2 separate regions of the Homo sapiens genome follow, and region 2 is linked to region 1. A link is a contact called in ENCODE Hi-C or POLR2A ChIA-PET data. All regions are on one chromosome and are shown on one strand. Each heading gives the region's core, a stretch centred on a gene start or an enhancer-like site at or near the end of the contact. The rest is flanking DNA. Distances are from core to core; before and after follow the strand shown. Region 1 overlaps ATXN7L1 (ataxin 7 like 1). Region 2 overlaps ATXN7L1 (ataxin 7 like 1).

What was found. Hi-C counts contacts between places; a loop is a spot of excess contacts on that map. ChIA-PET counts read pairs that join two places held with the same protein, here RNA polymerase II (POLR2A). Pooled maps may share reads with other maps.
Region 2: a loop to region 1 is called in a map of PC-3, with 5 times the contacts of the local background. The contact joins two enhancer-like sites. A Hi-C loop is called at or near these places in 15 of 168 maps with a recorded cell type or tissue (CD4-positive, alpha-beta T cell, CD4-positive, alpha-beta memory T cell, CD8-positive, alpha-beta T cell and 11 more), 3 of 37 single-sample maps with no recorded cell type and 15 of 50 pooled maps. POLR2A ChIA-PET finds 5 or more read pairs at or near these places in 11 of 52 experiments (AG04450, CD4-positive, alpha-beta T cell, CD4-positive, alpha-beta memory T cell and 8 more).

What each region holds. Positions count from the first base shown.
Region 1 is chr7:105,827,809-105,832,977 of GRCh38, forward strand. The region is part of intron 2 of ATXN7L1 (ataxin 7 like 1); the gene reads right to left. Among named protein-coding and RNA genes, the nearest start is that of ATXN7L1, 46 kb to the right of the region's middle. RefSeq lists enhancers at 2,142-3,341, 2,615-2,909. Within about 2 kb of position 2,728, at least 4 of the 41 ENCODE cell types and tissues checked have a DNase peak (open chromatin) inside an H3K27ac peak, as active enhancers do.
Region 2 is chr7:105,793,270-105,798,538 of GRCh38, forward strand. All of the region lies in intron 2 of ATXN7L1 (ataxin 7 like 1), which reads right to left. Among named protein-coding and RNA genes, the nearest start is that of ATXN7L1, 81 kb to the right of the region's middle. RefSeq lists enhancers at 1,202-2,401, 3,471-3,971. Within about 2 kb of position 2,247, at least 11 of the 41 ENCODE cell types and tissues checked have a DNase peak (open chromatin) inside an H3K27ac peak, as active enhancers do.

The sequences.
Region 1 (5,169 bases), core at 1,478-3,977:
TTTTAGTAAGGTCATATGGTGTACATTATATAACACCCCAGCAGTCGGGCTGCATCCTATAATCAGAAACACTAATATTTCTGCAGTGAAACATAGGAATAATCACACTAATTTGGATAAAGTGCATAATAAATAGTCATATGTCAGTTCAGGGCAGACTTTGATGCCAAATGAGTGTGCCTCAAATTTAGGGGAAAAAAAACAACTTTGTTTTCAGAGTGCTTGAAATGCACTCTTCAGAAATACAGATCAGAATTTTTATCCCTATTTGATAGATGAGAAAACCAAGGCACAAAAAAAAATTACATAACTTGCCCCAAGGGTCAGGGATTGACCCAGGCAGTGTGGCCCCAAACCTAGGTTCTTAACTGCCCTTGCCATATTGCTTCCTTGTATGTGGCTCACAGTTTAGGATTGGGGTTTAGAGGGCATAAATTACATTTTTACCGCACAAGTAGTTAAGGAACATGGTATTCAGAACCAAGCAGAGTCCTGCTGATATGGAAGACAGCCAGGTGACATCAATGCTTCCCATCCCTGAAGGACAGGGAGAATGACCTGGAGGAAGCCCAAGGCGTGGAGTTGTCCATAGAAGATCTTGAACCAGAAAGGCTCCAGGCACACACAGCATCTTGGAAAGGGGCTGTGCTTGCTTTTAATCCCATGGGATGAGGAAAATACAACAAAGTCCCAGATAAACCAGGTAAATATGGTCAGGGAGACAGGTGAATATGAATGTAAGAACTGAGGAGGCAACAAAGAGAAATAATGACTACTCTTTATCAAACACATACTCTATGCCAACTACTGTACTAAGCACTTTGTAAGCAATATCATGTTTTTTCCATGCAAAAAGTTTCTGAGGGAGAAACCATTATTATTCTCATTTTATAGAAGAAGAGGCTGAAGCTAAATGCACACAGTCCACAGTTTGTTGGAGGCAGAGCTTAAGGGGAAGAAAGAACTGGTGGGAGAAAAAGTACAGGGTTTGGAAGCTAGAAAATTCACTGAGGGAGATGAGAGCTGTGAGCACTGACAATTTCTAAAGAAGCAATACATGGACTCCACCGGCAAGGGTATTCATGGCTTATGCAATGAGAGCTATTTTCTATGAAGATACTTCTCAAATTATGTCTTCATGGGATAATGCCTTTGACAGGGTAAATGAAAAGCAAGTTTAAATACTAGATAAGCAGTCTTATTTGCTTTTTCACTAGGGAAGATAAGCAAATATGTAGCTCCCAATCTCCAACTTGGAGAAGGCAATCAATACATTTGACAGGCTGCCTGCTCAGTCCTCAAATAGTGAAGTGAAAAAACAGCCATTTCTGGGCCAGGCGCTGTGGCTCACGCCTGTAATCCCAGCACTTTGGGAGGCTGAGGCGGGTGGATCACTTGAGGTCAGGAGTTCGAGACCAGCCTGGCCAATATGGTGAAACGCCATCTCTACTAAAAATACAAACAAAACAAAACAAAACAAAAAAATTAGCTGGGCGTGGCGGCGTACACCTGTAGTCCCAGCTACGCGGGAGGCTGAGGCAGGAGAATCACTTGAACCTGGGAAGTGGAGGTTGCAATGAGCCGAGATCAGGCCATTGCACTCATTGCACTCCAGCCTGGGTAACAGAGTGAGACTTTGTCTTAAAAAACAAACAAACAACAACAACAACAAAAAACCAGCCATTTCCCACTCAGAGAGAAAGCTCCTATGGGCCAGCATGGAGGAAGGAGGGGAAATACTGGGGCAATTTTATGGTGATTTACTTAACGTAATTAACAGCTACAAAACACCCACAAATATACACTCATTGAGAAGATCCACACTACTGCCAGGGTCCCCATCTTCAACGTAACCAAAATCATAGATTTCAGCATGCATTATCAAAATGCATTTACTAAAGTAAGGCTACTTCCAAAGACAGAGGAGAAAATATAAAACTTCCTTTTCAAACTGGCCAAAGACAGAGTATTGTTTACATTCCAAGCAAAATCACAAGCACTTAACAACTGGATGTTACTACGACCTTACAGGGACCTTCTCTGGAAAGAAGAGGTTGAAAAGAAAACAGTAGTTGTTGCAAACTGTGCAAATCAGGTTTTCTAAAACATTCCCTGCAGGAAAGCTGTTGTGGGGCTCAAAGCTTACCCTTTGGGGGCAAGCCTTCTAAGTAGGCAGTAATAAGAAGCCTCCTTGTCACTGGGGACACACGAAGTGGCTCACTCAAAGCTAATAGTGGTAGATGTTACCCCATCCCCCGACAGCCCCATTTTAAAGATGAGGACAAGAAGGCCCTGGGAGGCTCAGTTATTTATCCTACTAGGTCACGACAAGTATAGGAGGTAGATCCAGAAATGACCTGGGGGTCTGTCCCTATAACTGGAGCCTCTATGGCAGAGCTGGAAGAGGGGCTGGAGTCTTTATTTCACTTCATCCCACTCTTCAACTTGAGCAGGGGTTCCATGTTTATCTGTTTTACTGACTCGGCTTTGCCTTAAGATTTTCTTTGGAAAATGATTCTATCCTTCAAACAACAACATCAACAACAAAGACAACGGTTTTGAAAACCACTGCCCCATACCTGTGACTAGAAGAGTTGTTTAATTCCCCCTCCCACCCAGCCCTGCCCCATGGCGGGTGTGGGGTATGGCCATTGATGACTGTGGAAGAGGATAAGATGTCACTGTGTAGGAAATGTTATACATACCTAACGTGTGATTTGGCAGTGGAAGATAACATCTGAGTCATCAAGCAGCCCCACATCAAAACAGTAAATCAAAAGCAAATGATGTGGGAAAACAAATTCCTGTATTCTTACAGAGCCTGTGTTGGGAGGATTCCCATCCCAGGGCTCTTAACCCATAAATCAACAAATCTCTCTCTTCTCTAAGAGGCAGCTAGAACCAACATTCCTGCTTCCACTTCTGTGCCAGGAAAGGGAGATTAGGACAGTGCCTGCTATGCCATGTCAGGTCCAGTGGCCTTCCATGGGACCTGCACTTCCTGGGACTGCACTTCCTGGGACCCCAGCTGCAAAGAGTGTTTCACTTCTGCAGAGCAGTAAGCATTTGAAAAGGCAGGGTTCACAGAGCTGTCCTATTGAGACTTTAGAGACATCTTCAAGTCCAGTGCTTCTCAATCTACGTCCACAGGAGCCTGGGATACCTTGGAAGTATCTCAGTTCATTCTGGGGGCATCTGCCCCTTCTTCAACCACAACAGTTCCTCTTTTTGCGTTTTATACAGAGGGCTCTGTGTAAAGTTTGGATAAAGAATGAGGTGCTCCAGTCCACCTTTACCGTAGATGGGGTGACTGGGGCCTAGAGAGCAAAAGTAAGTTGTGCAGTGTACACACTTGTTGGTGACCAAGCTCCACCCTGCCTGACCAATGCATGCCCTTTATGCTACCCTGGTTACATGAAGAATTCTACTTCAAAATAGCTGTATAAATGCAAATGCCATGTAGTCTCTTCACTGTAGCGAGAAAGGCTGAAAGCACATTAGGCTCATTCAGGAGGTCTCCTAAATTGCTCTGGGAAAACCCTGGGAGATTTAAAATGCCTAGAAAGCAATTTGTTGTAACAGCGCTTCCAAATTTCCAATTTCCAACTCTGTGGGCTGAGCTGGGCAACAGGTGGACAAAATCATTACATAAGGAACATCTGCTGACACCCACTATAAAAAGGTCGTGGCCGAGGAACTATGAAAAGTGCTCTGGGATGCTTTTTGTTAAATATGGCAGGTTGATAAACTATGTCTATCTCTACTCTCTCCTGAAGCCCCACAAAAAATGACAGTAAATTTAATTTTAAAAAGCGTAAACTACCAGAACAATGTGATAGTCCTACAATATAGGAGATGAGAGTAGACCCAAGATGCCAGTAAAATTCTGGATGCTGCTGCAGAGCAGTTGGATAAATGGTAAATGACTTAGCTGAACACAGTTAGTGGGTGGGGTGAAGTGGGGGGCATTGACATGGGCTGATTTTAGCCCCCAAAGCCCAGAAAGGCTACCCTTGAGAACAGGGATGTGGGGTGGGCTAGGCATGGGAAGCTTGGTGGGAACTCTGTATAACCTTCTACCCTGGTATCCTTTGCTTCTTCTCTGCAAAAGACTGAAGAAATCAGAGTTGTTTAAGAAAGGACATGTAATAATAGTATGGCAGGTCATTCAGCTGTGAGTAATACTCACATGATCATAATAATATAAGCCCCTAATGCTGATTTAGTGAGAAATGGCCATGTGACTATATTGGAAGGCTGCATGGAAAAGGGGTGTGCAGTGGGGAGGGCCTATTGAAGAAATAAGCCCTCACTTTTCATGGTGGCAAGTTAGTAGATAATATAAAGCTTTTAAGAATCTTGAGATGGCAGGAAAACCCAGTTACTTGACATTATAGAAGTAAACAGAAAAGAACAGTGAAAAATTTTTTCAAAGTATTTGCATTTGGGGAGTAGAAATTGAGAATAGGGAGGGGATTGCTAATTTTCTGCAATTCGGAAACTCAAGAGCTCTGAAACCAAGTTTTACCTAATTTGGTGACTAAACTGCCTTCATAACAACACCTGACCTGAACTAATGTGAGGCTATTTCTAGTCTTTATTAATCTGTTTAAGTGTGAAGATTACGATTTGCTACAGAAATACCTTATGTGTTTGATGACAGGTGACGCCCCAGACCTCAGTGAGTGTAAATCGATTACTTTTCCAAAGTCTGAATAATTCTGAATTCGAAAACACACCTGCCCCCAAGGGCATTGCAGATGCCCCTGCACCTTCTGTGCACCAACAACTTGGAGTAGTTCTGGCCTCTTCCCTTCCTCCAGTGCTCACCCAGCCACTGCCTGCCTGACTTCTCCACGGAAAGCTTTGAAAGGTGAAGTTTCCACTTTGCATTCAACATGTCCAGAACGGAACTACTGATTTCTCTCCTCCCCAGAGCCTGCTTCTTACACAAGTCTGCCCATCGTAGTTATACCACCATCATTCACCCAGTTGCTTAGACAAAGAATCTAAGAATCTTCCTTGACGCCTCTCTTGCCCACATCCCACCTTTAATCCTTCAGGAAGTAGAGCCAGCTCTACCTTCACAGCTGCTAACCACATCCATTACTATCCCAGCACAAGCCTCCCTTTCTGACTTCCGTGCTTCTACCTTTACCCCAGAAGAGC
Region 2 (5,269 bases), core at 997-3,496, 35 kb before region 1:
TTTCCTAGGGTGAGTGTCCTCATCTCTGAAAATGGCTAACAGTCTCTGCTTCATGGGGTTGCTGTGATGACTCCTACACACTGCTTGGCCTTGTACCTTTTTCCAGGAGGGACTCAGGAGAGAGTGTGGAGAAAGCTTTCATCATTACCTCTCTTATTTTTAAAAGTTCACTAGTTCCCTCCAACACAGAGTCCTTGCTCCTAAGGACTCTCCCCCATGACATTTCACAGCAGACTTAGGAAGGCTGATCCCTCTGACTGCAGAACTTCATGTGTGTGTATGTGCACATGTGTACACATGTGGACAGAGGAAGGCTGAGAGCCACTGGGAGGCATCTCTAGGCTGTGGCTGAATGCCAAGAAAACATGTGCCCAATGAAGACGGAACTTTGTCCAAACACAATGTACAACCATCTCCCAAAGAGACAAAGCCAGACCTGTCTGCTTTGCCCTGTTTTGTCACCACAAATGGATAAACTGTGGATTAGATAGAGTGCTAGCACCACCACAGCATTATCACAGAGTGATCTGGTCACCCCCTGGCCTGATCACAGGCAGGGAGGAGGCAACTCCATTAACTCCATCTTTCAGATGAGAAAACAGAGGTACATTGGCTTCTGGGTCAATATTTTTAGTTTTTGACCCCAACCCGCTATAGACATGTAGTCATCCATCCATCTATCCATCTTTCCATCCACCCACCCACCCCACCCATCCATCCACCTATCCATCCACCCATCCATCCATCCATCATCCATCATTGAAACATGTGGTGTACACGCTGATATTTTCTGTTGTTCTATTCATTTCTTCTTATTTTACTCTATTCTATTTCATTTAAAAAATGCTCATTCAGCTCCCTAAATTAAGTTCAGGACTGTTCAATGGGTTACAACTCAAAGTTTGAAAAACACGCTTCAAGGCACTGTAGTGAGAGGCTGAGCAGAATCTGAGAGTTAAGTTGGGATTTAAAGTGGTCTGAGCTGGTCCTCAGTGGTCATCCAAGAGCCTGAAGCCAGAAACTGAATCATTAATGCCATTATGCTGCAGCCAGCTAGTACCAGCTCACAAGAGCTGAAAATGTGCAATTCTTCCCAACTCTGCATTCAGTGATGCCATGTTGGTAGCTTGAATCAGCCAAGGTGGGAGTATTTACACGATGGAAATCGGCATCCACTACAAACCAGGACTTCTTCCCGCAGAGAGCTGGTTGTTAAAACATTTACACCAGCACTTCGCTGACTAGTGTCCCCTTCTAGCATCACTGCTTCCTGGCTCGATTTCTCCAGCTATAAAATGGAAAATTATATTCATCATGTACCATACTGGGACGCAGACAGGTTTTATGAACTGAACTGAAATGGAAATCATTATATTAATTTAAAATTATGGTTACCGCATCAATTATTGACCTAAGAACTTATGCCCAACAGAGCCAGGTAAACAAGTTGATCACCTCCTGTGTCAAATGAGGCTATAAATTGTCATGGGTGGGGTGGGGGATGGGGAATTAGGTTACTGGAGTTCTTTCCAATGTCTATTGACTTAATGCTTACTCATTAAAGATTATTCAGGAGATTACTCACAGATCAGGCTTGTAGCATTAAATCAGGTCTGCTTATAAATTTATCACACTCTTCTCAGTGCCTCTGTTTCGAGCAAGCAGCCCTCCACTTCCCTTACTGAACTTCTGGTACAATTCCCATTCATGGCAGAGTCCATCACATTCACGTTATCAGCTTGGTCTGGCACTCAGCCTGCTTCCCAATAGCACTGAGGTTCTCCCAGGCCTCTGTCCACTCTCACAGCCTTCCTCCCGCTGAAATCTGCTTCTCACACCCCCAGGTGGCAGAGGAGGGAGGGATGGAACAGAACTCAGTTGTGACGTAAGGAGACACAAAGTTTGGGACAACAGAATGGTTCCTACAAAAGTAAAGTACTAACTGACTTCCCAGTGTAGTTGGTAAAGTGCTTCTGAAGTCAACACTGAAAAAGAAACTGGCAGCATGGGAGCAGCGTTTTATTCCAGATAAACAGCCTTCTAGAGAGAACACTTTTGACAAGCAAAGTCATGTGTTTATAAACTTTAGTTTATATCCAATATTCACTTTTGAAAATGGTTACAGTTAAGGAAAAGGCAGGGTGACATCTCCAATTCTCTATTTACACAGGACTTGTTTCTAAGATGGGAAGACAGCTGGTTTTGTGGATTCAGGATCAAGCTAGATGCTGCGTGCCTTTGAATTTGCCCCTGGATACCTTCCAAGGCTCGAGACTTTGACATTATGAAGCAACAACTGGTGAGAGCTCAAATGATGAAAACCTTAAGAGAGACTAAATAAGGCTTGATTCCTCCCTTTTGCAAGCAGGAATTCCAGGTGAAGCACCAGATGTACAGAGAAGCTGCAAGAAGCAGACACTACTTTGAAGGCAGTCGGACAGCCTATTGGCAATCAGTGATATCTACGCTCACCATAGAGAATCCCACGGTCGGAAAAAAGAAGACAGCAAAACAGACAACCTTAAATTCTAGTTTCTTGGAAAAAATAACACAGCTCCTGAAAATGGCCTTAGATTTCAGGGTTGTGAAACTACCTCAGTCGCTATAGGAATTACAAAAATGTCAAGATGGCATACGCTATAATGCTATAGCTATTAACATAATTTTATATAATTTAAACATTATGCTTTTCATTTTAACTTACTCTAAAAGGTACTGTAATGAAAAAAATTGGGGCTGTATTTATGTTAATTTAAACATTCCAAGCTCTTTCCAGGAAGGTAGATGTGAGCTCTACCTAAAAAGTAAGTCTTAGCTGGGCGTGGTGGCTCACGCCTGTAATCCCAGCACTTTGGGAGGCCGAGGCGGGCAGATCATGAGGTCAAGAAATTGAGACCATCTTGGCTAACACAGTGAAATCCCATCCCTACTAAAAATACAACCATTAGGTGGGCGTGGTCGTGCGCACCTGTAGTCCCAGCTACTTGGGAGGCTGAGGCAGGAGAATAGCTTGAACCGTGAGGCGGAGCTTGCAGTGAACAGAGATCGCGCCACTGTAATCCAGCCTGGCAACACAGCAAGACTCTGTCTCAAAAATAAATAAATAAATTAATTAATTAAGTCTCTGCTCACTGGGAGGTAACTGGACCCACAGATCTCGGTAGGACCTACGGATGTGACAAACCTGTGACAATGGCCAGAGGACCAGGTGCTATTGATCTTCCTTGGAAAACTATCAAAAAGCTGTGCTGGTGGCTGACAGTGGTTTTGATCTGTGGGCTTCTGCTTACATGAACTCAGACAGGCCAAATTCCTGAGAAGAACAGCAACTGTAGTTCAAGGATATGTGATTCACTCCAAGCAGATTCAAATCTGGACATAGAATGGCTGGTCCTAAGAGTCTTCCTTTCCCCTAATAATCTTTATGCACTTATTATACTGTATTTATTAATTTTTCTTTTTGCTATCAGAGTTTTCAGTTGCATTTTAATCACTTAACGGTGCATGGAAAGCTTAAGGCAATATACAAAGATGTTTCTCCTTTGCTCTGACAGAATGATTTTATTTGTTCCCCAATTCTAAAATCTCCTTAAATTCATAGAACAAAACAAGTTGGTGTCTGAAAATGACCTCAGACTCGACATCTCCTACTTCCCCAGCAGAATGTTGAGCTCCCCTCTAGGAAAATGTGATCACTTTCTGTTTCTCAGATCTCTGGAAACCAAGGGCTCCATTGTGAGAGATTCAAAATCAGTGAAATCTGCAAAGGGAAAATGAAGGAAGAGAACTAGAAAAGCAAGCAGCAGCGGTGAGCTCTCCAGCATCACTCCAGCATCAAGGGGAGTGAGCGTGCGGGTGCGTGCAGGCGGCAGCAGCAAAGCTTTTCTTCTTTTGCAAACCAATGGCTAAAATGACTCCTGGCCTCTTCCTGCCACGGCTAGGCTGGAAGGCATCCCCTCCCTGGCTACAGCCCAGAGCCGGGCCTGGTAGCAGGTCAGTGCTGAGAAACACAAGGGGCAGGTGGAAGCTCCTCATTAGGCTGCATGAACAGGATGTCCGCCCCCGGACCCCAACCCCAACCACCCAACAAAACATGACCACACAAGACAGTCTCAGCCCCACTTCCTCAGGAGAAGGACCTTTAAAGACCAGCATTCAAGATGTATGGAGGCGAAGGGGCTGCACTGGGTCCCCAGGATGCTTCCTTAGGCCTCAGGTCTCGCCCAGAGTTGAGAACAAAAACTATTAGAGATGGGCCTTAAAAATGCAGTGCCTGCTTGCTGAGCCCTGGAGTTTGGAAGCCCAAGTTCAAATTTGGCATTTGGCTTATAATCTTCTCTAAGCTTGTGTTTCCACACATGGAATTAGATGACTTATTTGTGAAGAGGCTGGCACACAGAAGGGATATAAAAAATAGAACATGTTATTATCTGTGGCCTTCTTCTCATCTCTCCCACTCACCTGGCCTCTCCTCAGGGAAGCCTCCCTCTCCCCTCCTGGTGCGCCCTCACTCGGCAAAGCCCGGCAGCTTTCCTAAGGCTGTTGTGGAGTGGCTGGTTTATGTCTCTGACTCTCACCAGACGGCAATCTTCCGGAAGACAGGAATTGTGACTTATCGCCCTTCCTATCTCCATAGTCAAACAGTCTGGCATGTGGTAGCTGCTTAATCAATGGTAATATGTTAACTAGGCTGAGGTTCCCAAGAAGTTGATTTATTTTCCATACTCATTCATTTTCTCTTCTCTCGAAAGGGGAAGTAGTAAATGATAATAAATTGCCCTAATATCCATGCTGCTATCTAAGATTACGAGGTCAATAATTGTCTCTATTTATTCACTCTTTGAGCTCCTTGGAAGATAAGCACTAAGGGAATCTAAGGCATGATCCAGGTGAGCCGTCAGTGGAGAAGTGGTCTATTCCTGTGCCCACCATGCCAAGTGCATGAAAGCTGTTCCTTCCCCCCACCCCATGGCAAACACAGCTACTCTGCACTCAACAAGGCCCCCTTCAGAGCCAGTGTTTGGGATGGGCTTGGGTGTTTTTTGGATGCTCTCTCTGGTCCCATTTTCTACTTCCTGACTTTGGGCTGCCATTGACATCCAGACTGTGTGTGATCCTGGGCCTGGAAGATCTAGACTTCTCCCTCCCCTTCCTGTCTCAGCTCTGCACTGTCTGACACTGGGCCAGCATGCAGGGGGCTAACTGAGGGCACATGTTGGCAATCTGAGCCCAACCTGGCAGAGATCTCACTGATTGGCTAGACAGTGAT